Regions from separate parts of the Homo sapiens genome. Here region 1 is linked to region 2. A link is an interaction called in ENCODE POLR2A ChIA-PET data of the cell type or tissue named here. Cell type or tissue: CD4-positive, alpha-beta T cell. All regions are shown on one strand. Links, peaks and the distances in the headings refer to the core of each region. The heading gives the core; the rest is flanking DNA.

The links. ChIA-PET counts read pairs that join two places held together with the same protein. Peaks named below come from ENCODE experiments on the same cell type or tissue, not always from the same donor. Only the 100,000 strongest peaks of a DNase experiment are listed, where the experiment ranks them.
Region 1: POLR2A ChIA-PET joins it to region 2 with 5 read pairs; 2 of 35 experiments call an interaction of 5 or more read pairs at or near these places.

Annotation. Positions count from the first base shown.
Region 1 is chr17:9,466,657-9,480,302 of GRCh38, reverse strand. The region is part of intron 6 of STX8 (syntaxin 8); the gene reads left to right. Among named protein-coding and RNA genes, the nearest start is that of STX8, 100 kb to the left of the region's middle. RefSeq lists an enhancer at 5,812-6,313. In CD4-positive, alpha-beta T cell, for the core only: no CTCF peak of the experiment used is centred there; no DNase peak of the experiment used is centred there; H3K27ac peaks cover 2,635 bases.
Region 2 is chr17:9,384,437-9,396,543 of GRCh38, reverse strand. The region is part of intron 6 of STX8 (syntaxin 8); the gene reads left to right. Among named protein-coding and RNA genes, the nearest start is that of STX8, 190 kb to the left of the region's middle. In CD4-positive, alpha-beta T cell, for the core only: no CTCF peak of the experiment used is centred there; a DNase peak (open chromatin) is centred at 7,303.

The DNA.
Region 1 (13,646 bases), core at 4,757-12,756, 79 kb before region 2:
CATTCTCCAAATTGTTTATTCGTTAAACAAATGTTGAACTCCTATTATGTGCTAAGCACTGTGCCAGAATCCACATATACATGTCATGTCTGTTGTCACGGCTCCTTCCCCTCCTGGAGTATTTGTTCTCATCAGGGAGGCAGCTGCTGGACAGATACTGCACAGATACACAGTTAGAGACGGTGATAACACAGGGACCTATTCGAATGTGAAACAGAAGAACTGGCATGGTTTGAGGGTTAGAAAAGCCTTTCCTGGGAAAATGATATTTGAACAGATTGAAAAGGATAAACAGCAGTTACCTGTATGAAAAGCAAAGGGAAGACCCTTGCAAACAGAGGGAAGGGCATAGGCAAAGGGCCTTTACGCAAAGGAGCGTAACATGGTTGAGAACCTTGAGAGAAGGCCAGTCAGTCAGTGTACCCAGGGTCTAGAGAGCATGGGCAGGAGGGGGCCAGGAGAGCTGGCAGGAGGGGGCCAGGAGAGCTGGCAGGAGGCGGGGGTTAGGGCTTGTGGTGTCGGTGTGACCATCACCCTATGCTATAAAGTAGAGTCAGTGGTTTCAATGTAAAATTACTTAATTTGCTACTTATGGATTCTGTAATTTTGTCTATATAATTTACTGAAAATCAGGGAGACATAAAATTCTCCCATGCATATAATTTATATATATTATATATAATTTATAAAATACATCTATACTTAAATTTAAAATACATGAATATATACTTAATATATATTTATATATATAATACATGTATATTATGCATACTTTATCTATAACATGTATTCCCAGGCTGGAGTGCAGTGGCACGATCTCAGCTCACTGCAACCTCTGCTTCCTGGGTTCAAGCGATTCTCCTACCTCAGACTCCCAAGTAGCTGGGATCACAGGCATGTGCCACCATGCCCAGCTAATTTTTGTATTTTTAGTAGAGATGGGTTTTCGCCATGTTGGCCAGGCTGATCTCAAACTCCTGACCTCAGGTGATCCACCCACCTCAGCCTCCCAAAGGGCTGGGATTGCAGGAGTGAGCCACCGCGCCTGGCCTATATATGGTATACTATATATTAAGTATATATATTTTTTCATTGTCCCACAGCCAATAGCATATCTAAACTGAGAGAGTTTAGCCACTTTTGGGGAGAAGAAATAGCCATATTGGCAAGGGGGTGTTTATCCATTCAACAGGTGTTTACCAAGTACCAGCTGCATGTGTGACTGGTCCCCTAGATAGTGAAAAACAGCAATAACAACTAAAAGTCCCTTCCTTTATCATTCCTACACTCTAGTGTCGGGAGGGAGACATTCAACAAATACATCTCAAAATAAGGTATTTTATCAGATTTTAATAAGTACTGTCAAGGAAAAGGACAGGAGGCTGTGGAAGGGATGGTGAGGAGGCAGCTGCTGCAGCTTCAGGAATGGGCCGAAGGGAGCTGATGAGGAGGTGGCCAGTGAAGAGTCGCAGGGAAAACGGGGATATCTCCTGTGAGATCTCAGAGGCTACAGAGAACTTTGCAAGCTGGAGAAATCAAAAGGCTTTATATTTCTGCATAAATGTATAATGTGGCTGGAAAACAGCAAGTGACAAGAATCATGTACCCAGATGAAGTTGTGGAGGGGTCATGAGACAGGACGCAGAGGGCTTCACAGTGTGAAAACCTCACAGGCCCTGAAAACTATAAGGTATTTATATTTTTCTAGGAAGGACTTTGTTTTTTTAGTCACAATCAATAGTCTCAGTCAGGAAACATTTATGCTAATAGTAATTTGGGACAGGACTAGGGCTCCATGCTAATGTATACCGTTTCTCCTTTGCATGTATACAAAAGACCGTAAGTCGGCCTTCAAATAGCATTTCAGGGCTGGGCGCAGTGGCTGGAGCCTGTAATCCCAGCACTTTGGGAGGCCAAGGAGGGCAGATCACCTGAGGTCAGGAGTTCGAGACCAGCCTGGCCAACATGGCGAAACCCCGTCTCTACTAAAAATACAAAAATTAGCTGGGTGTGATGGTGCACGCCTGTAATCCCAGCTACTCAGGAGGCTGAGGTAGGAGAATCACTTGAACCCGGGAAGCAGAGGTTGTAGTGAGGCGAGATTGCACCACTGCACTCCAGCCTGGGCGACAGAGCTAGACTCCGTCTCAACAAAATAAAAAAAACTGTTCTCATATTCTTAGCTGAGCTTGAAAGCAACAAAGGGAGTTCTCCAGGTGCCAGAAATGAAGAAACTTACCTACACCAGTGAGTGAGTGAAGCCTCATGGCCCTCAGAGATAACCAAACCACATATGTAGCTTAGGGACCTGCATTTCCACACCCGTGTGGATATGGGAGTTGAGGTTATAGGGCCTACGCATTGCAGGCAGCTGAAAGTGGGCTTTCCAAATAAAGCTAGAAGCTGGGAAATGACAGCTTTATGGGAAAATTTCCCCCTTCCCCACCCAAGAATGGGATACTCAGGCCACCCACCTTGGGCCACAGCCACCCCCACATATTTAACATGCATACCTAAGTTTACATTTTTCTAACAAAGTCTAAAGCAAATAAATATCTTGGAATAAATCAAGTTTAGAATTCTTAAACTTCCCTTTAAACTCTTCATCTTCTGTTTTGTTTTCAACCGAAGCCCCCTTTTATTTCTGTAGTCAGTATTTTATTTACATTTACCAACATGTTTTACTGACTGCTGTTACAATTGCTGTATCCATTTTATTACTCAGCTCTTCTCACTGATTTTTAAAATTTTGAGAATGATAGTTTTAAACACCAAGAGGTTTTAATGTTCATGATTGCTTTTTTTTTCCACACAAGTGTGTATATAAGGTTGTAAACTTTTTAATCCTTTGAATGGCACTAGTTAGAACTTTAAAAAATGGTGAGTGTTTTTGCTCCTTTTGTTATTTCTGTTTCTTCTCTAGGTAAGTTTTGGTTTATTCATCTTAGTCTTTCTCTTTTATGCTGCTATGGGCTGAATTATATGTCACCCCCCAAATTCAAATGTTGAAGTACTAACCCCCTACTACTTCAGATTGTGACTTTATTTAGAGATAGGGTCTTCAGAGATAATTAGGTTTAAATGGGGCCACTGTGGTGGGCCCTAATCCAATATGCCTGGTATCCTTTTAAGCAGAGGAACCTGAAGCTGGGCACGGTGCCTTGTGCCTGTAATCCTAGCACTTTGAGAAGTCGAGGTAGGTGGATTACTTAGGCCCAGGAGTTTGAGACCAGCCTGGGAAATACAGGGAGACCCCATCTCTACAAGAAATAATAATAATAATAAAAAAATTAGCCTAATGTGGTGGTGTACACCTGTAGTACCAGCTACTCAGGAGGCTGAGGTCGGAAGATCACTTGAGCCCGGGAGGTCAAGACTGCAGTAAGCCATGATTGCACCACTGTGCTCCAGCCTGGGCAACAGAGTGAGACCCTGTCTCACAAAAAAAAGAAAAAGAGGCACGTGGGACACAGACACATGCAGAGGGCAGGCCACGTGAGGACACGGAGAAGACAAGCCAAGGAAAGAGGCCTCAGAAGAAATGACCTCTGGCTGGGTGCGGTGGCTCACACCTGTAATCCCAGCACTTTGGGAGGCCGAGGCAGGCGGGTCACCTGAGGTCAGGAGTTCAAGACCAGCCTAGCCAGCATGGTGAAACCCCATCTCTACTAAAAATATAAAAATTAGCTGGGTGTGGTGGCATGTGCCTCTAATCCCAGCTACTTGGGAGGCTGAGCCAGGAGAATAGCTTGAACCCGGGAGGTGGAGGTTGCAGTGAGCCGAGATTGTGCCACTGCAATCCAGCCTGAGTGACAGAACGAGACTCTATCTCAAAAAAAAAAGAAAAAAAAAAGAAAAGAAGAAACAACTTCCGCTCACATCTATACCTTGGACTTCTAGCCTCAAGAATTGTGAGAAAGTTAATGTTATTTAAGCTCCCTAGTCTGTAGTACTTTGTTATGGCAACCTTTACAAACTAATACACATGCTATGGGCTTTTCCTCACGTCTGCTAATTCTTCATTGATTCTTCATATTTATGAATGAAGGACCATATTGATTTGTATAGGTAGCTGCAATAGGCTTTCTTTGTATTTGGGTAGGTTTCGTTTTGTTTTGTTTTCTGAGACGGAGTCTCGCTCTGTCGCCCATGCTGGAGTGCAGTGGCACGATCTCGCCTCACTGCAACCTCCGCCCCCCGGCTTCAAACGATTCTTCTGTCTCAGCCTCCTGAGTAGTTGGGATTACAAGCATGTGCCACCATACCCAGCTGATTTTTGTATTTTTAGTAGAGATGGGGTTTCACCATGTTGGTCAGGCTGGTCTCGAACTCCTGACCTCGTGATCCGCCGACCTTGACCTCCCGAAGTGCTGGGATGACAGGCGTGAGCCACCACGGGCGGCCCTTTAGGCAAGTTTATTTACCCGAAAGGCTTCTTTCTTGAGTGGGAAGACAGGCTGTGATGTGTACTCTGTGTAAATGGGCAAGATATGCCAGTCGGCAGGTTTCTTTCTAGGATATATGGTTAGGTAAAAGAGGGCACAAGCCGATTCAGGACCATTTGCTATAACAAAACTAATAACATAAGGAGAACTCCAATCTTGGGGTGACATCTTTTATATGTTTTATTTCTTTTTACCCCTGTGTCTATCCTAGAGGCTCTTCTTTGACTCATTCTCTAGCCTGGACACCAACACCATGCGCACTCCCAGGCAAACTTTCCTCTCCAGAGAAGGCTGTTCCGGGGGTTCCAGCTGGGGGCAAGTACTGCAGACTGCAGTCTACACAGGGCAGGGCTGTGGGCAGACTGGCTCAGCTGTTCTGTAGACAGCTCTCCACTCAGATGCCCTGATTCCTGCCTTATAACCACTTCTTTGTAGGCCATTCTGTGGCTGCCAATAGCCATTGACTCTAAGCTTGGAGCCTCTCCAGGGTTCTGTCAAAAAGAAAGAGCTTCTTATCTGCAGCCTGATGTATTTCCAGCTGTATTTCACCCATTCCCCACCCCCAGTTTTGGTTTATTGGTCAATACAGTCCCAACTCTATTCTTGAAGAGAATCTCCAAAATGATGTCTTCATTGATAACGCTTCTTCGTGTCTTCAGTGCCACCATGGATTTATTCTTTCAAAAATAGCTTGACTGCCATTTCATTGTGCTCTTTGGAATGAAGGAGGCAACCATGTGTGCTTTCTCTACTGTTTGGAGCTCAAAGTCTCTCTCTTTTGCATTTTTTTACCAGGTCATAGTATCTATAGAAATCATTTTGCTGAAACAGCTGGTGTTCTGGAGGCTTCAGTAAAACAAGTTTTTTTTGTTTGTTTTTGTTTTTTGCTACAGAGTCTTGCTCTGTCGCCCAGGCTGGAGTGCAGTGGCATGATATCAGCTCACTGCAACCTCTGCCTCCTGGATTCAAGCGATTCTCCTGCCTCAGCCTCCCGAGTAGCTGGGATTACTGGCATGCACCACCACGCCCAGCTAATTTTTTGTATTTTTAGTAGAGACAGGGTTTCACCCTGTTAGCCAGGATGGTCTCGATCTCCTGACCTCATGATCTGCCCGCTTCAGCCTCCCAAAGTGCTGGGATTACAGGCGTGAGCCACTGTGCCTGGCTGGGAACCCTTCGCTTTATAGCCAGTTGGACTAAAGTACTTGGGGATACCCCAGGACTAATGGCTGGTATCTGAAGTTAGAACAGTCTTGTGGGATCAAGCCCTTAAACCTGTGGAGTCTGATGCTAACTCTGGGTAATGTCAGAATTGAATTGTTGGCTACCCAGTTAGTGGCACCTGTAGTCCCAGCTACTTGGGAGGCTGAGGCAGGAGAATCACTTGAACCCGGGAGGCGGAGGTTGCAGTGAGCCAAGATTGCGCCATTGCACTCCAGTCTGGGTGACAGAGTGAGACTCCATCTCAAAAAGAAAGAAAAAAACTGAGGGGTTCCCATGACCCCCCTTCAGGATTTGATAACTTACTAGAATGACTCACTGAACTCAGGAAAGCACTATACTTACTATTACAGTTTTATTAAAAGGATCCAACTCGGGGACAGTCAAATGGAAAAGGCACAGTATATAGGGCAAGGTATAGAGGTTGGGGTGGTGGTACAGAGCTCCCATGCCCTCTCCATGTATCACCCTCTCCATGTATCACCCTCTCCTTGTCCCCCAACTCCTGCCCCAGCACACTGATGTGTTCACCAATCCAGCAGCTCCCTGAACCTTGTTCAAGGGTTTTTATGGAGACTTCTTTACATAGGCACGATCGATGACATCATCAGCCACTTGACTGACCTTGATCTCCAGCCTCCCTCCCCTCCCTGGGGGTTGGGAGTTGGCCTGAAAGTTCCAGCCCTCTAGCCATTGGTATGGCTAGCCCTTTCTTTGAAATTGTCTAAGAGCCTACCGTGAGTTATTATCTGATGTGTTCATAGATGAATTTCCCCAAAGAAATTAGCAGGAGTCCAAAAAGACTCATCATGAATAACAAAAGACACGTCTAGCACTCAGGAAATTCCAAAGGTTTTTGAAGCTCTGTGCCAGGAACCTGGGGTAAAGACCAAACATATGTATACTTGGCCCTCTGTATCTGTGGGTTCCGCATCCATGAATCCAACCAACTGAGAATCAAATTTTTTTTTTAAAAATGGATGGTTGAATCTGCACTGAACATGTGCAGACTTTTTTCTTGTCACGATTCTCTAAACCATATAGCGTAACATCTATTACATAGCATTTCCATTGTATTAGGGATTATGAGTAATCTAGAGATGACTTAAAGTTATACGGGAGGATGTGTGTAGGTTATATGTAAATGCTACACCATTTTATATATGGGACTTGAGCATCCATGGATTTTGTATATGGAAGGGGTGGTCCTGGAACCAATCCCGCAAGATACCAAGGGATGACTATATTTTTATTATATTACAGCAAGGAAACCAGAGTCTTTGAATCTGCTAACTGTGCAGAAAAGATCCTGAGACATGGCTGGGCACGGTGGCTCATGCCTGTAATCCCAGCACTTTGGGAGGCCAAGACGGGCAGATCACTGGAGGTCAGGAGTTCGAGACCAGCCTGGCCAACATGGTGAAACCCCGTCTCTACTAAAAAAATACAAAAATTAGCCAGGTGTGGTGGTGGGCACCTGTAGTCCCAGCTACTCAGGATGCTGAGGCAGAGGTTGCAGTGAGCTGAGATTGTGCCACCGCACTCCAGCCTGGGTGACAAGAGCAAAACTCCATCTCAAAAAAAAAAAAAGAAAAAAAGATCCTGAGACACATGCATGGTGTTTGTCCTATGACTTTGCTGCTAGCTTTAGCTCTGGTGATGGGTTTGGCCAGCTTTGAGTCACAAGGACCTTTTGCTGCTTCTGCCCTAGTTCCTCCCTGACTTTTTTCTTCTAGGCCCATATACTGGTCTTGACCCTGGCCACGCAGCCAGGCTGAGAAGCCATCTAACTAGAAAGGGATGAGGGTTTTCCAAGGAAAAGCTGTGGAAACACTTGTCAAGGAAAAGGCCATCTCTCCTCAGGCCCTGGGACAGCTGGCCTGGGTGACTCACCCGGCTTCCTTTCCCCTGAACTTCATTCACCGCTGTTCCTATTTGACCTCCAAGAGGGAGGCTACCACAGGCCCATCCAGCTGTAGCAGCTGAATTGGAGAAGGGACTTCAAAAAAGCAAGCCAAAAAGAGAGGCCAAAGAGAACCTCAAAGGAACAGCCAAAGTAATCACAGATGCAAAGAGCAGGTTGCTCTGGAAGCTCTACCTCTTGCCACTTTGGCCCTAGTCATACTGTTTCTCCTCCTCAGTGCCTCTGCAGGAAGGGGAATCTTGGTCTCTCCTTGGAGGCTACGGTGGGGGTCCCCAAGACAACCTCCAGGTTTAGTGGTTTGCTAGGAGGACTCAAAGGATTCAGCTTATACTCACCTACCCACTAAAATGTACTTAAAACCCCCAAGTGAATACTAGCAGTACTCTCGCATTTACTCATGGACGTGGATAAAGTGGCAAAAGGTTTGACTCACCCCACAAGCACATTCCCAGCCGAGGTTGAACAAGGTGATGCCCTGCCTTTTGTTTCGGCCTCAGAGAGGGATGACCAGTGGACACTCTGGCTCTGGGGCCAGACAGACAGGCTTAAATCCCACCTCTGGCTCCTCTTAGTGGAGCAGCCTCAGGCAAGTTATGTAACACTTCAGAACTTTGTTTTTTCTTTTGAAAAAAAAAAAAAAAAGGAATCTACCAGGATGAGTTGTTTTTAGGATTTAATATTATGATCTGTGTGGGGTATGTACAGATAGAGGTACATGTCTCCCTCAGGAACATCAGTTGAGTATTTGCTAATTCAGTGTTCATGGTGACTTTATGGAACATAATTACTGTGAATAGCGGGAATGGACTGTAGTTATCCTCATGATTATGATTTATCATAGCAAAAGGATACAAAGCAAAATCAGCAAAGGGAAAAGGCTCCTGGTTGAAGTGCTGGGGAAACCAGGTGCAAGATTCCAAGCATCCTCTCCCAGTGGAATCCCACAGGGTGCACAGAATTACCCCAACGATGAGTTGTGACAGCACGTGCGACATATTACCAACCAGGAAGGCTCATTAGAGACTCAGTGCCCGGGGTTTTTTGAGGGTCTTGGTCACATAGGCACCCTGTCTGGCATGTACCCACATCCCAGACTCCCAGAAGGAAACCAGGTGTTAATGAAACAGAGCATTGATACAGCTTAGGCACAGATTGCCACTCTTACCAGTTAATGGCGGGTCCTTCCCAAAATCCAAGCTCCAGGATGCCAGCCAGGGAAGGGCCAACCTTGGCAGCAGTGCCTTGTTAAGAAAAGCAGTTAGGGCCGGGCGCGGTGGCTCATGCCTGTAATCCCAGCACTTTGGGAGGCCGAGGTAGGTGGATCATGAGGTCAGGAGTTCGAGACCAGCCTGGCCAAGATAGTGAAACCCTGTCTCTAATAAAAAATATAAAAATTAGCTGGGTGTGATGGCGGGCGCCTGTAATCCCAGCTACTCGGGAAGCTGAGGCAGGAGAATTGCTTGAACCCGGGAGGCGGAGGTTGCAGTGAGCCAAGATCATGCCACTGCATTCCAGCCTAGGCGACAGAGTGAGACTGTCTCAAAAAAAAAAAAAAAAAAAAGCAGGGTGCGGTGGCTCACGCCCCGGGAGGCGGAGGTTGCAGTGAGCCAAGATCACGCCACTGCATTCCAGCCTAGGTGACAGAGTAAGACTCTGTCAAAAAAAAAAAAAAAAAAAAAAAGCAGGATGCAGTGGCTCACGCCTGTAATCCCAGCACTTTGGGAGGCCGAGGCAGGTGGATCACGAGGTCAGGAGATTGAGACCATCCTGGCTAACACAGTGAAACCCCATCTCTACTAAAAAAAAAAAATACAAAAAATTAGCCAGGCATGGTGGCGGGCACCTGTAGTCCCAGCTACTCAGGAGGCTGAGGCAGGAGAATGGTGTGAACCTGGGAGGCGGAGCTTGCAGTGAGCCGAGATTGTGCCACTGCACTCCAGCCTGGGAGACAGAGTGAGACTCTGTCTCAAAAAAAGAAAAAAGAAAAAAGCAGTTAGGCCTGCTGTGTTAGCTTTTTCTGCATAGAGGCCTACACCAAATATGACTTATTTATCATGTTACTTTTCCTGTTTGGAGAATCAATGAAAGAATGAGAATGCTTAATTCCTGAGAAAAGTAGATGCATGCTCTTTAGAAGGAAAAAGATACAGAAAGAAGGTGAAAGCCGCTTAAGACAAATTGTAGCTCTTCACAGTTTCATTCATTATTGAAGATCTTTAGCTGAGCTTGGCTTATCCTCAGAGTTCTCTGAGAATGTGCTTCTCAAAGTGGAAATTGTTTAGCATATGGGGTGGTGAAAAGGACTGAAGAACTTTGGTAATAAAAACCAAAGCAGCAGGAAGGAAGTGGTCTGATTAGAACCAAGTGCTTGAGCAGGGAAAGACAGCGTAAGAAAGAGACTGAAGCTGCTGAGTAGTTGTTTCAAGTAATTTCAAATCCTTAAAGGAGCTTGAACTGGAAGGTAATGTGGTCTCAACGGTTTATTCTGGGAAGAGACACGACATTCTCTTTCCATCTAGACAGTCCTGCCAGGAGGGTGAAATCTTTGAGAAAGCATTTTGAATGCAGTGATAAGGACTCTTTATTATTTTTGTTGTTGTTTTTATTTTAACCATTTCAAACAGTAGTTGGGGAACTGAATTGACATCAAAGGTAGAACAGTTCTGTCAACCAATTTGGTTAGTTTGAAATCCACAAGCACAATTAAAAAAAATTTATTATGTCCTGAGGAATTAACAGCTAGTGGTTTAGAGTATGTTTCAGTGATAAGCGTTTTGTATCTATGAACAGGTGAATTTAGGAGACCCTCCAAGGTGTTTCTGTACTCCCTTGGGTCATTTGAACAGGATAATTTGAGGTCCTGTGTCCAAGAGTGACCCTCCTCTCTGCTTCTGGATTCACTCCTAGCTCGTGTAGGATTCATGTTGCTAAACTCATTCCAAACTTGGCCATCTCTAGGGGTGACGATAAGGTGAAGACTCATTTTACCATTTTCTTTTGTCAGCCAATCAAAGAGCCCAAGAGTAGCCATTTTTTGTTTTGCTTTGTTTTATAAACAGGATTTTCTCTGGTACTTTTTTCTTGCCAGAAATGGACAGAGAGCTTTAGGAAGAAGAACTGGTTGTGTTTATGGGAGATATATTTAGGATGGGCTCACGGAGAGTTTGTCCTTGAAGCAACGACTTGGGATGTACATTAATAAGGTGATCCTATTTCTTCTTAATCTTTTATCACTTATGAACATGTAACTGACTAATACCACTGTAATCAGGCCTCAGTTTTCTATGGAAAGGAAGAGAAAGAGACATGGAACATCTTTAGGGGTAGATGTGTGTGTGTGTGTGTGTGTATGAGAGAGAGAGATGAAACAGACTGATGAGAGACAGACATGAACTTAGACTTAGATTTGAATGGGAATATATCTAATGAGCTGGCTTTAAAGTGGGTCAGGACAGCACTCACCTTGCTCAAAGGAGATTGGAGGCTGACCACGTAGCTCAGTGTGCCTCCCTGAGAGTTCTTCTGTGCTCCTTTATCTGATTGGAACCACGCAAATGACCACCTTGGCTGAGCTGCCCAGCCTTCTCCTAGGTTGAGCTTTAACCATCTGTTGGAGGAGGAAAATTCCCAAGATAACAATGAAAGCAATTTTTCTAACCATCTGGCTTAACCTGTACCACTTCCCTTGAAAATTGAATTTCTTTTTCTTCTCCATAGAGGCATTGAGGCACGGGTTGGATTCTCTGGGGAGCAGCCTCGGAGGGGCTTTTGTATGCGGGATGCGTATGAGGAGCACTGATGGGATCAACATTTGTGGGAGGGAGCTGGGCAGCAGGATTAGCAGAGGGAGCGGCTGGCTTTGACGACAGCCCCCTGGGAAGCCCGGGTGCCGAAATGGCCTTCAGGATTGTCCCACGTTGAATTCACATTGCTGGGCTTATATGCCCCAGCCTTGATCAGTCATTGGATGGGGAACACCCTGGGAAGGCCGGGTCCTTGGGCAGGGCAGCTCTATGCCCTTGAGAGGCTGGCAGTTGAAGACCGTCTGCCAAGAGCACTCCCAGCAGCTGAGGCAGAAAGGCCTTGCTTGAAAGAGGAACTGTGTGGTGCGTCTCTGTGCCTGCCACACGTGGGATATTGATCTGCCAGTTTTAAGCATTTGAAAATTGTTAGGTATGGAGTATTAAATCACCTGGGTCGGATGGGGACTGAGTTAACTAGAATACAAGTCTCTGGATGTTATCACCCCATTCCTAACATTTTCGTAAGATGTTTATTAATCCTTGAGATAAAACCACTATATTGCTGGGTGCAGTGGCTCACACCTGTAATCCCAGCACTTTGGGAGGTCGAGGCGGCTGGATCACTTGAGGTCAGGAGTTTGAGACCAGCCTGGCCAACATGGTGAAACCCCGTGTTTACTAAAAATACAAAAATTAGCCGGGTGCGGTGGTGCACGCCTGTAATCCCAGCTACTTGGGAGGCTGAGGCAGGAGAATTGCTTGAACCCGTGAGGCAGAGGTTGCAGTGAGCCGAGATGGTGCCACTGCACTCCAGCCTGGGTGACAAGAGCAAAACTCCATCTCAAAAAAAACCAAAAACAAAATAAAACAAACCTCGCTATATTGTTTCTACGCTATTTCTAACCATAGCTGTGTTACATTTAAAATGTGTAATATTGTGTCTTTTCTCCTATGCCTTTTAGAGTTACATGTGTATTATTATGGCAGCTGTATATTTTAGGACCTTCTGTATTAAAAACTGTTACTCAGTTACAGCTTGTTTGAAAACAACTGGAATCTGTCCTATAGCTCCCACTACTTCAAGATCCATTTCAAACTAACATTTGTAAAAATAGTGGGAGATGGTAGTTGCTGTGCTGGATAAAAGGCCCTGGACGTGCCTGGAACAACTGGGAGGGTCAGAGCAGGCAACCTTGGTCCCCTGCCACCTGGAGTTGCTCCTTGCTTCTCTTCCATGCCCCGAGCCACTCCGGAGAGTGGATTAAGCAGCACAACGCCCTCTTCAGGGGAAAGGGTTTCCCCTGCACTTTGGTGAAGCAAGAGTGCATGGAAGCCATGGTTTGGTCACCTTCATGGTGTTCTTTTCTTCCCTGTTTCCTCTTCCTTTTCCAAAGCGAGCCTTTCTCCAGGATGCTCTTCTCTCAATTAACCAAGCATGCTTCCCACTCCTTAAGGGGAAGAGAGAGGTCTTCCTAGCTTGTTTTCTGCAGTCATTGTTGTCAGGGAGGGGAGTGGATGGATATTCATTCTGTTCCTTAACCCAGGGGAGACTGGATCCTCTGCAACACTGTTGCAGTCCTGAAGCTGGGTACTGCTTTCACCCTCCAGACCCTACAGCATAGCCTTAGTGATTAAGACAGAGAGCTCTGGAAGCCTCTAGGATTTGGCAAATTACTTAACTTCTGTACGCCTCAGTTATCACATTTATAAAGTAGGAAAAATAAGAACCCACCTCACAGAGTTTGTTGTGAGGATCAAATGAGTTAAAAGCATGTAAAAGGCCGGGCACGGTGGCTCACACCTATAATCCCAGCACTTTGGGAAGCTGAGGCGGGTGGATCACCTGAGATCAGGAGTTCGAGACCAGCCTGGCCAACATGGTGTAACCCCATCTCTACTAAAAATACAAAAATTAGCCGGGCGTGGTGACAGGCACCTGTAATCCCAGCTACTCAGGAGGCTAAGGCAGGAGAATCACTTGAACCTGGGAGGTAGAGGTTGCAGTGAGCCAAGATCGCGCCACTGCCCTCCAGCCTGGGGGACAAGAGCCAGACTTCATCTCAAAAGAAAAAAAGGCTGTAAAGGACTTAGCACACCACCTAGTGTATAGTAAACGCTCAGTAAGTGTGCATTGTTATTGTCATAAGAATGCCTCATGCTTCGGAGGTGGTTGGTGAAGGTTGGTTGAATTGAGATTCCCCAGGTTCTCATGGAGCTGCCTGGCCACACCACTGTCCTGGTAACCCTGCCAGGCCAAGTTTGATGAGAAGAGGGCATATTGGACACAGGCCTATGTCACTTTTGATATTGGAA
Region 2 (12,107 bases), core at 1-8,000:
AGACGGGGTCTCACCATGTTGGCCAGGCTGGTCTTGAACTCCTGACCTCAGATGACCCGCCCACCTCAGCTGACCTCAGATGACCCGCCCACCTCAGCCTCCCAAAGTGCGGGATTACAGGCGTGAGCCACTGCGCCCGGCCCATATAGAGTATTTTTACTGCCACCCCGCCCCCCCAAATTCCTATGCTTCCTCCTATTTATCACTCCCCCCTTTCTCCCAAACTCCTGGCAACCACTGATTATTTTACCCTTTCTATAGTTTTGCCTTTCCAGAATGTCATATAATTGGAATCATACAATATATTGTACCTTTTTATGCACACAGGTTGCTAAGAAACACATGTTGATAATCTGTAAATTATTTCATTCAGAGCTGAGCACATTATCATCAGGATTCCAGTCTTCTAAAATAATGGAAAATGTTACTTTTCTTTTCTTTCTTTTCTTATTGTTGTTACCTTAGTAAGCAAAGGTTTTGATGTGGCTTACATTTTTTTAAAGTAAACTTTTCATTGAGGGGCTAGGAAAACTGATGAGGTCTTTATTTATTGCAGCTATTGTAGGGTTGTTTAACGCCTAAGTAATGTAAGGCTTTTTGCACTGTGTCCTCAAATTAGAGCTGTTCTACATGTTTTGTTTTTATGCTGATGATAATATTTTAAAATTAAAAGAATATTCTGGGTCATCTGGGAGGACTAATTGTGTCTGGCTATACAATTCCAGCCCACATTTGAACTTCTGGGTATAATTGTCTTGGATCTTAGTCATTTTTGGCTGTTGAGAAAAGAAGGTATACTTAATATGTAATGAAGTATTTGCTTCCAAGAGAAGGCCAAAGCCTGTCACTAGGCACCGTATAAAGGATGCCTTCACAGTTGACATAAAGAACAGCAGGACAAACCCAAAGGACCTATACCTTAGCCTGTACCATATTTGTGCATTTTTTTGTTTTGTTTTGTTTTGTTTGAGACAGTCTTGCTCCGTCTCCCAGGCTGGAGTGCAGTGGTGCGATCTGGGCTCACTGCAACCTCTGCCTCCCAGGTTCAAGCGATTCTCTTGCCTCAGGCTCCCAAGTAGATGGGATTACAGGTGCCTGGCTGATTTTTTTTATTTTTACCATGGTGGCCAGTCTGGTCTGGAACTCCTTACCTCAAGTGATTGATGTGCCCGCCTCAGCTTCCCAAAGTGCTGGGATTAGAGGCATGAGCCACTGCGTCCAGCTGCCATATTCATGTTTTAAGCACAATTTAGGATTCCCAAAACACGCATTGTCTTCAACATTAAATTATTGTGGTTAAATAGAATTTGGGTTTTGTAGTTTTCATTTTTATATGAATATTTGTTTTAGCACTATAAAGAGCTATAAACATAATGAATATATACTTACATTTATATTTAATTAAATAAATACAGTAACATCAATACTGAGGGGTGTGGAAGAATTTGTTTAAACTTTTTTTTTTTTTGAGACGGGGTCTTGCTCTTTCACCTGGGCTGGAGTGCAGTGGCGCAATCTCTGCTCACTGCAACCTCTGCCTCCCGGGTTCAAGTGATTCTCCTACCTCAGCCTGCCGAGTAGTTGGGATTACGGCGCCCGCCACTACGCCCAGCTATTTTTTTGTATTTTTAGTAGAGATGGGGTTTCATCATGTCGGCCAGGCCAGGCCAGGCTGGTCTCAAACTCCTGACCTCGTGATTCACCTGCCTCGGCCTCCCAAAGTGCTGGGATTACAGGCATGAGCCACTGTGCCTGGCCAAACTTTTTTAAACTTTATAACTGTTTGTGCCTCTAGATTGAGAAACAATGGCTTAGCATCTGGCAATTTTTACTAAATATTGGCAGTTGTTGTTATGGTTTTAAATAATATGAGCTTTTCGGCCAGGCGCGGTGGCTCACGCCTGTAATCCCAGCACTTTGGGAGGCTGAGGCAGGCTGATCACTTGAGGTCAGGAGTTCAAGACGAGTATGGCCAACATAGTGAAACCCCATCTCTACTAAACTGTCAAAAGTTAGCTGGGCATGGTGGCGGGCGCCTGTAATCCCAGCTACTCGGGAGAATCACTTGAACCCGGGAGGCAGAGGTTGCAGTGAGCCAAGATGGTGTCACTGCACTCCAGCCTGGGCAATAGAGTGAGACTTAGTCTCAAAAAAAAAAATGAATTTAAATAAATAAATAAATAATATGAGCTTTTGGTAATACACTAGTCCAGACTTGGCTGTTTTCCCATTCCCACACTTTGACATGTATACATTCCTGCAATTCAGACACTTTGCTCTCTCTCCCCATCCCTCCCACATCCAAAGCCGCGCTTAGCATGGTTGACACTGACTGCCCAGTAGCCCATCCAGTAGACATGGCAAATTCCACACTCCCTTCCTTGCGGCGCTGCCCTCTGTGACAACAGTGTGGGTTTTTTCTTTGTTTTGTTTTTGTTTTTGTTTTTGCCACTTGCTTTGCTTCTATTGTTTTTCCTCCTCTTGTTCTTTACATACTGTGTTCTCTTAGATTCTACCTTTACCTGTATCTCTCTTGTATATTTTTAAATTTTAATTCTTAAATTAACACAAAACAAAATTGACTGTGTTTGTTGTTCTGTGAATTTTTACACATGTGTAGGTTTGTTTAGCCACTACACAAATGGGACCCAGAACCATTCCATTGCTCCAGAAACTTCCTTGTGTTTCTTTTGTAAACCGACCATACTCTCACCCATTCCTAACTCCTGACAACCACTGACTGACCTGTCCTCTGTCACTAAACTTTTGTCTTTGGGATAATGTCATATAAATTGTATCATATATATGAACTTCTTAGTACCGCTTTTTTATTTTTCTATTTTGTTATTTACTGTAGCTTTTTGTATAGATTGTTTTAGTGGTAACTAGGGATGACAATATACATACTTAAAAATTTACAGTCTACTTAGAATCAGTATCTAATCTTTTCACATGGAGTGTATCAACCTTACACCCTATAGGCCCATTTGCCTACCCTGCTCTATGGTATATAATTGTCTTATGTATTATACTTACGTGCATTGAAGATCAGACAGTATGAGTTTGGTTTTCATCCACCAAACAGAGAAGTCAGCTGGAGAATATTTATCCAAATGTTTACCATTTCTGCTGTTCATCCTTCGTTTCAGGTTTCCTACTGGTATCGTTTTTCTTCTGTCTGAAGAACTTCCTTTAGCTGTTCTCTTAGAGTAGATCTGTTGACAACATATTTTCTTAGTACTTCTTCGTCTAGAGTATCTTTATTTCACCTCGGTGCTGAAGGATAGTTTTGCTGGTTATAGAATTTTGTGTTGATAGCTCTTTTCTTTCAGCACTTTAAAACTGGTGCTATACTTCCTTCTGGCCTCTGATTTTTGATGAGAAATCCAGTCTTTGAAATTTTTGTTCCCCTATAAAGCAATGTGTTGTTTTTCTTTGGTTGTGTTCAATTATTTTTTTCTTTGTCTTTAGTGTTCAGCAATTTGGATATGATGTGTTGTGGCCTGGACTTCTTTGTGTTTATCTTGTTTGGGGTTTGCTGAGCTTCTCAAATATGTAGGTGTATGTTCTTTGCCAAATTTAGAAAACTTTCAACCATTATTTGTTCACGTATTTTTTCTGGCCCACACTCTTTTTTCTCTCTTCTGAGACTCCAGTGGCATGAATGTTTGACTTTTTCCCATTATCCCATAGGTCCTTGAGGCTCTATTCATTTTTATTGGAACTATCTTCCAGTTCACCACCTCTTTCCTGTATCATGTCCATTCTGCTATTGATCCCATCCAGTGAGTTTTCAAATTTGGTTATTGTGTTTTTCAGTTTCAAAAGTTGCATTTGGTTCTTCTCTATATTTTTTGTTTCTTTGCTGAGACTATATTTCAAGAGTGTTCACCATTACTTCTTGGAGCATTTTTATTTTTATTTACTTTGTATTTTTGAAACAGGGTCTCACTCTGTCATCCAGGCTGAAGTGTAGTGGTGCAGTCACAGCTCACTGCAGCCTCAACCTCCTGGGCTCAAGTGATTCTCCTTTCTTAGCCTGCTGAGAAGCTGAAACTACAGATGCATGCCACTATGCCCAGCTAATTTTTTATTTTTTGTAGAGACAGGTTCTCACTATGTTGTCCAGACTGATCTTGAACTCCTGGGCTCAAACAATCATCACGATTCAGCTCCCAAAAATGCCTGGCCCAGCATTTTTATTATAGCTGCTTTAAAGTCTTTGTCAGATAACTCCAACAACTATGCTTCTTAGCAATGGCATCTTGTTGTCTTTTCCCAGGTTTCTTATGCAACTTGAAATTTTCCGGATGTTCATATGCTGCAAAATTTTGCGTTGTATCCTGGACATTTTGATTATTATTTTATGAGACTCTGGCTGTTGGTTTAAATCCTACAGAGATGTTGATATTTTTTATTTTAGCAGGCAATTGCCCTGGTTGAGTTGAGGCCACAGGTTCCAACTACCATTGAAGAAGTTTTCAAAGTCTTTCCAGTACTGTTTGGGTCTGTCCCACAGGTGCAGTAGCCAGTGACCAGACTGGGAGTTGGGTGGTTTTCTCTCCTGTAGTTCAGCTCTCAATGTCTACGTATACTATTTGGGGTCAGCTCCGTGTATGCACTTCTCAAAGGAGAATCCAGGACTTCATGAACAACTTTAAGGGGTTGCTTTTCTAAGCTCCTCCCAGTCTGTGATCTTCCTGGTGCATTTTGGCTCCTGAGGCTCCCTTTTTATTTCTCCAGTGTGAAATCTAGGACTTTAGTTACCCTACTCTGCCATATGCTTCCCATCTATATAGCAATATGGTTTCCTTTTTTTTTTTCTCTCTCTCTTTTTCTGTAACCCAATCTAAGTCTGTGGCTTTTTTTTTTCCCTCATCTTTTTATTTTAAAGGTTTTTCTAAAGCTACAGAAAAGTTAACAGTATATTCTTCAGGCATATCTGGTCACCCTTCATTTACTAGATTCACCAGTTGTTAACGTTTAGCCACATTTGTTTTGCTTTTTTGTTGCTGCATGAGTGTGTGTGTGTATTTATGTACCTTTTCCCCCCAGAGCGAATTATTATTATTTAATATTTTTAAATTCTTTTGAGATGGAGTCTTGCTGTGATGTCCAGGCTGGAGTGCAATGGCATGATCTCCGCTCACTGCAACCTCCACTTCCCAGGTTCAAGCAATTCTCCTGCCTCAGCCTCCCAAGTAACTGGGACTACAGGCATGCACCACCATGTCTGGCTAATTTTTGTGTTTTTAGTAGACAGGGTTTCACCATGTTGGCCGGGCTGGTCTCGAACTCCTGACCTCAAGTGATCCACCAGCCTCTACCACCCAAAGTGCTGAGATTACAAGTTGTGAACCACCGAGCCCAGCCTGTGAATGGTTTGAAGTAAGGTGAGGGTGTCTCGTAATGCTTCTATATACTTTGGCATCTGTTCCTAATCTATCTCCTAATATTCTTCTGTGTAGGTTGTTTTCCTATATAACTGCAGTGTCATTAGCATATCCAAGAAACTTAACTTTGATATGGTAATAATGACTAATATGGAGTTTCTATTTAAATTGCTGCCATTGCCCCAATAAAGTTTTGTCACTTTTTTTTGAGGGGGTGCTCCAGCAATCAGATTACAGATTGCGTTTAACTGTTTTGCCTCTTTAATGTCTTTTAATTTAAAATATCTCCCCCTTCTTTTTTTTTTTTTTTTTTTGAGACGGAGTCTCGCTCTGTCGCCCAGGCTGGAGTGCAATGGCGCGATCTCGGCTCACTGCAACCTCCACCTCCCGGGTTCAAGTGATTCTCCTGCCTCAGCCTCCCGAGTAGCTGGGACTACAGGTGCCCACCACCATGCCTGGCTAATTTTTTTTTTTTTTTTGTATTTTTAGTAGAGACAGGGTTTCACTACGTTGGCCAGGCTGGTCTCAAACTCCTGACCTCGTGATCCACCTGCCACAGCCTCCCAAAGTGCTGGGATTACAGGCATGAGCCACCGCACCGACCCTGTGTTACACTTTTTTTTTTTTTGAGACGGAGTTTCGCTCTTGCTGTCCAGGCCGTAGTGCAATGGCGCGATCTCAGCTCACTGCAACCTCTGCCTCCCAGGTTCAAGTGATTCTTCTGTCTCAGCCTCCTGAGTAGCTGGGATTACAGACAACCACCACCACGCCCAGGTAATTTTTGTATATTTAGTAGAGACGGGGTTTCATCAGATTGGTCAGGCTGGTCTTCAACTCCTGATCTCAGGTGATCCGCCCACCTCAGCCTCCCAAAGTGCTGGGATTACAGGCCTGAGCCACTGCGTCCAGACTCCTGTTACACATTTTTAAGCCTAGATGAGAGACCATGGTTTATGGTCAAGAGGAAGTCGGAAAGGAGCCTGTGTTTTTTGCCTAACCTGGCCCATCTGGCTGTGTATAAGGTGTGAGCGAGTGTGGCCAAGGGGAATTTCTGCCAGGCAAAGGAGCTTTCCCTGTGTCCCCAAAGCCTGGGTGGTTCCCAGAGGCTCCACTTTGATCTGCGGGAGTTCCTTGCAGCTCCCTGCCATAGGATGCCATAGGCAAAGCATTACCTTTCCTTTAAGAAGTCACAGATTGGTTTTTCCTTGTGTCCCTGTTCTCTGGAATGTATCTTTTCCTAGTGTACGGTATTATCAGAGGTCACCACCACCCCCCATTTTTGGTTTCCATTGATAAATTTGAGTATGATATCAATTATAGGGAACGGAGGGAATTAAACTAATACCCTCAAGAAAAACTCTATCTTCACTATAGATTTTTTTTAACATTTGTCTTCAAATATTATTAAGAACATAAGCAAAAAGCATAATAACATAATGACTTTACTACTGCCATTATGAGTCCGTTATGAGTATAAAAAGGCACCAAATGTATCTGAAAATATATAGCAAACTCTCTCCCTATATATAGAATGTATTGAGGCTGTAATTGAGAGTAGAAAAATGATGAAGTATTATTGGAGTCGGGTATTTTGACATCATATAATATTTCTTAATCCTTGTGATGCTGTCATTTTGTGGTATACTTTACGTTGTTCCATTTTGTCCATTCTGTGCTGGAATGTCACTCGATATCTCAGATTAACATGTGATTGAAATATAAGCTCCTTCGTGAAACCAAATGCAAGTACTGACCAGGAAGCAGGGTATCAGTTTCTCTTTGGAGGCTCTACAGTCAGGAATCTGAACTAGTCAGCTGGTTGTTTCACAACCTATACTCTGAAACCTGTATTTAATTTGCTCTTAATAGACTGTGGTTAGGGAAATTCCCACCTTGGTAGTGCCTGGTCTGCAGAGTGGGAATTCCCCAAGGCTCTCTGGCCTAGGAAATCTTCTGAGGTCATAACTGACAAGTGGAATGAATCCCATCAAACCAACAGTGGCAGTATAAGTCTATTAAAAAGTAATTTGGCAATCTGTTTCAAAGTTTATGAGGCAGTCATAATCACACTTTGTTAAGGAAATGATTAAAAAGAACCAATGATAATGGAGGAAAGAATTTATAGACTCATTATTTAGAAATATAGAAACATTCTAAGTATCCAACAATGGGCTATTATTTAAGGAATGGTTATTTTATGGAATGAATATTTTGTAACCATGAGAAATTATAACTGAAGACTTTGTAGCTACATGAAAAAATACAAATGATATCATTAGATGGGGGAGGCTTATATATTGCAATTAAATGAAAATGTATGGTTTTTTTTTTTTTTTTTCTTTTTTTTGAGACAGAGTTTTGCTCTTGTTGCCCAGGCTGGAGTGCAATGGCACTGTGTTGGCTCACTGTAACCCCCGCCTCCTGGGTTCAAGCAATTCTCCTGCCTCAGCCTCCTAAGTAGGTGGGATTACAGGCATGCACCACCACACCCGGCTGATTTTGTATTTTTAGTACAGATGGCATTTCTCCATGTTGGTCAGGCTGGTTTTGAACTCCCGACCTCAGGTGATCCGCCCACCTCGGCCTCCCAAAGTGCTGGGATTACAGGCGTGAGCCACCACGCCCGAAAAAATGTATATGTTTATGTCAAATTGTAGTGAACACATGGGGGAATTACACTGTTGTTATACTGGGGTATTTGGATAATGTTTACTTTTTCCCCTCGCATTTATAAACTGCTATTGAATAATTTTTATAACTTAAAAAGTAGAGTTGTTTAGGCCGGGCATGGTGGCTCACGCCTGTAATCCCAGCACTTTGGGAGACAGAGGTGAGTGGATCACCTGAGGTCAGGAGTTCGAGACCAGCCTGGCCAACATTATGAAACCCTGTCTCTACTAAAAATATAAAAAATTAGCTGGTGTGGTGGCAGGCATCTGTAATCCCAGCTACTCAGGAGGCTGAGGCATGAGAATCACTTGAACCTGGGAGGCGGAGGTTGCAGTGAGCCGAGATCACACCACTGCACTCCAGCCTGGGCAACAAGAGCGAAGTAATGTCTCAAAAAAAAAAAAAAAAAATAGAGTTGTTTAGAAACAACAACTAATAAAGAGGAGAGGTTTACCAACCAAAATGAAAAACTTCGTTTTCGGTCTAGATTAAAACATTAATCCCTACAAGTGTTGACTACTGGTTTTCATTGATCTAATCTGCTACAGATTTATTGATTTACCTCTAAGTCATATTATGAATATTTATAAACTTACAAAGAAATCTATCTAGAAACCCAGTTAACATATAACATCCGACATACTGTATTTCTTGTCAGACAAGGAATATTTTGCACTTGATTTTCTTATAGTAACAGAGGCTATTAGCCCTGAATTTTGTATTATGTATTGTGGCGTTGATGCATCACGCAATACTGATTGTATTCGGTTGCGTGAGAACAGTGTACCAAGCTCAGAGTCAACTACAAGGCCAAGTACAAAGCATGATTGTTACTGTGGACTGTCTTGATAGAGAATGAGGCACAGATCATAAAAATGCCCACTTTTTGGCCAGGCGTGGTGGCTCACGCCTGTAATCCCAGCACTTTGGAAGGCCAAGGCGGGCGGATCATGAGGTCAGGAGATCGAGACCATCTTGGCTAACACGGTGAAACCCGTGTCTACTAAAAATACAAAAAATTAGCCGGGTGTGGTGGCGGGCGCCTGTAGTCCCATTACTCGGGAGGCTGAGGCAGGAGAATGGCGTGAACCCGGGAGGCGGAGCTTGCAGTGAGCCGAGATCGTGCCACTGCACTCCAGCCTGAGTGACAGAGCGCAAGACTCCCTCTCAAAAAGAAAAAAAAGCCCACTTTTACATATGCTACTATATATAAACTCAGCTGTGTTCAATGCTGATGAGACAAAGACTGAAGCTATGTGTCCAAGTCCTCCCATCACGTTTTTAGGAAGAATACTATGCCCAGAGCATCAGGATGTCACAAGATCTCGAAATCACTTCCTTTGAGCGTTTGCTAAAGTTTGGATCTAAGTATCTTTAACCTAGAGGAGAAGACCAAGGAGATATATGAGGAAAATTATGAAGGAAAGAACACTGATATTGTGTTGGTCTAGAAATACTTAAGGGGTGCCTGTAATTTCAGCTACTTGGGAGGCTGAGGCAGGAGACTTGTTTGAACCCGGGAGGTGGAGGTTGCAGTGAGCTGAGATCGCGCCACTGCACTCCAGCCTGGGCAACAAGAGTGAAACTCTGTCTCAAAAAAAGAAGAGGAAAAAAGAAAGAAAAAGAAATACCTAAGGTAGAAGTTGAGAGCAGGCAGAATTTTAGCTCAGAATAAAGGACTTTATAATTATCAAAGTCACCCTCTAACTCAGCCATGGAACTGATTTTCTCATGAGTTTCCATGTTACCAGTCTCTGGGAGTGTTTGGTGAAAGATTAACCATCCCACTGCCAGGGATGTTATAAAAGGGGAAGGAACTACAAGGTGATTGCATGACTCTTGCAGGTCTGAAATTTTGTTATTCTAAGGCATTTGTTTTGTCTTGCCTGCCTGCCTGCCTGCCCGCCTGCCAGCTCCCTCCCTCCCTGCTTCCCTCCCTCCTGACTTCCCTTCCTCCCTTCTGTGTGTTTTGACAGCTGTACCCATTTGCGTGAATTTGTATGACCTTTCGAACATTTCCATCCTCCCAGAAAGTTTCCTCATGTCCCTTTCTAGTCAAGCACCCCAGAGGCAACCACTTTCTGATGTCTATTTTGTAGGCTAGGTTTATCCTTGTATTTCTTATAAATGGAATCACAAAGCATATAATGATTGTTTTCTTATTTTTAGCCAACAAAACTTTTTGAGATTTAGACAGTTGTGGCATGCATGAGTAGCTCATGCTTTCTATTGCCGAATAGTATTCCATTAACAGATATACCCCAATTTGCTTTTCTGTTCTCCTAATGATGGATATTTGGGTTGTTTCTAGTTTGGGGCCCTCATGAATAAGGTTGCTATGTATATTTTTGTACAGGCTTTTTTTTTTTTTTTTTTGAGAAATAGGCTTTTATTTCCGTTTGGTAAATACCTAGGAGTGAGCCAGGCATGATGGCTCATGCCTGTAATCCCAGCCGAGGCAGGTGGATCACCTGAGGTTAGGAGTTCAAGACCAGCCTGGCCAACATGGTGAAACCCCGTCTCTACTAAAAATTCAAAAATTAGACAGGCGCAGTGGCGCGTGCCTGTAAATCCCAGCTACTCAGGAGGGCGAGGCTGGAGAATTGCTTGAACTCGGAAGCGGAGGTTGCAGTGAGCGGAGATCGTGCCACTGCACTCCAGCTCCAGGGTGGTAATAGAGCAAGATGCCACCTCAAAAAACAAAAAACAAAAAACCTAGGAGTAAAGTTTCTGGGTAAGATGGTAGATATATGGTTAACTTGATGAGAATTGACAAATACTTGTACAGCGCCCTTTGTGCCATATTTTCCCCCAACAATTAGTATTGTAAGTCTTTAGTTTGCACACTGTAGTGAGTGTGAAGCAGTATCTTATTTTGGTTGAAATTTGCATTTCCCTAATGACTTAACAATATTTGAGCTGTTTTTCATGTGTTTATTGGCCATTTGTATATCTTCTTCTGTAAAACATCTGTTCAGATCTTTTGCCTATTTTAAAGTTAGCTTTTCTTTATTGTTAATATGTAGGAGATCTTTATATACTCTAGATACAAATACTATGTCAGATATATGTTCTACAAATATTTTCTACCATTCTGTGGCTTATTTATTAATTTTTGTAATAGTATCTTTGGATGAACAGAAAATTTCTCTTGATAGAGAATGAGGCGTGGATCATAAAAATGTCCACTTTTACATATGCTACTATATATAAACAGAACTGTGTTCAATGCTGATGAGACAAAGACTGAAGCCATGTGTCCAAGTCCTCCCATTACATTTTAGGAAGAATACTATGCCCAGAGCATCAGGATGTCACAAAATCTAGAAATCACTTCCTTTGAGGATTTGCTAAATCAGATTGACCAATCTCTTTTCTTTTGTGGATAGTCTTTTTATGTCCTGTCCAAGAAATTTTTGCCTACCTACTCCAGGCTATAAAAATTTTCTCTCTTTTTTTTTTTTCTTTTAGAAGCTTTACAGTTCTAGGTTTTACAGTTAAGTCTATGAACCATCACAATTTTTTTTTTTTTTTGGTATGGAGAGAAAAGGGTTGAGGGGTTTTTTACTTCCTCATACATATATCCAGTTTTTCCAGCACCATATGTTGAAAAGAATTTTCTTTCCTTTGTTGAGAATTGAGCACGTGCGTGTGTGCATGTACACACACACACACACACACACACAAGTCTATCTGGACTCTGTTTTGTTCCATTGATGTGTTTGTCCTTATTCTAATATCAGACTCTCTTGATTAGTATATATTTATAATAAATTGTGAATTTTGGTAACATAATACCTCCAACTTGTTTTGTTCTGTTTTGTTTTGTTTTGTTTTGTTTGAGATGGAGTCTCGCTCTGTTGCTCAGGCTGGAGTGCAGTGGGTGCCTTTCTTGGCTCTCTGCAAGCTCCGCCTCCCGGGTTCATGCCATTCTCCTGCCTCAGCCTCCCGAGTAGCTGGGACTACAGGAGCCCACCATCACGCCTGGCTAATTTTTTGTATTTTTAGTAGAGACGGGGTTTCACCATGTTAGCCAGGATGGTC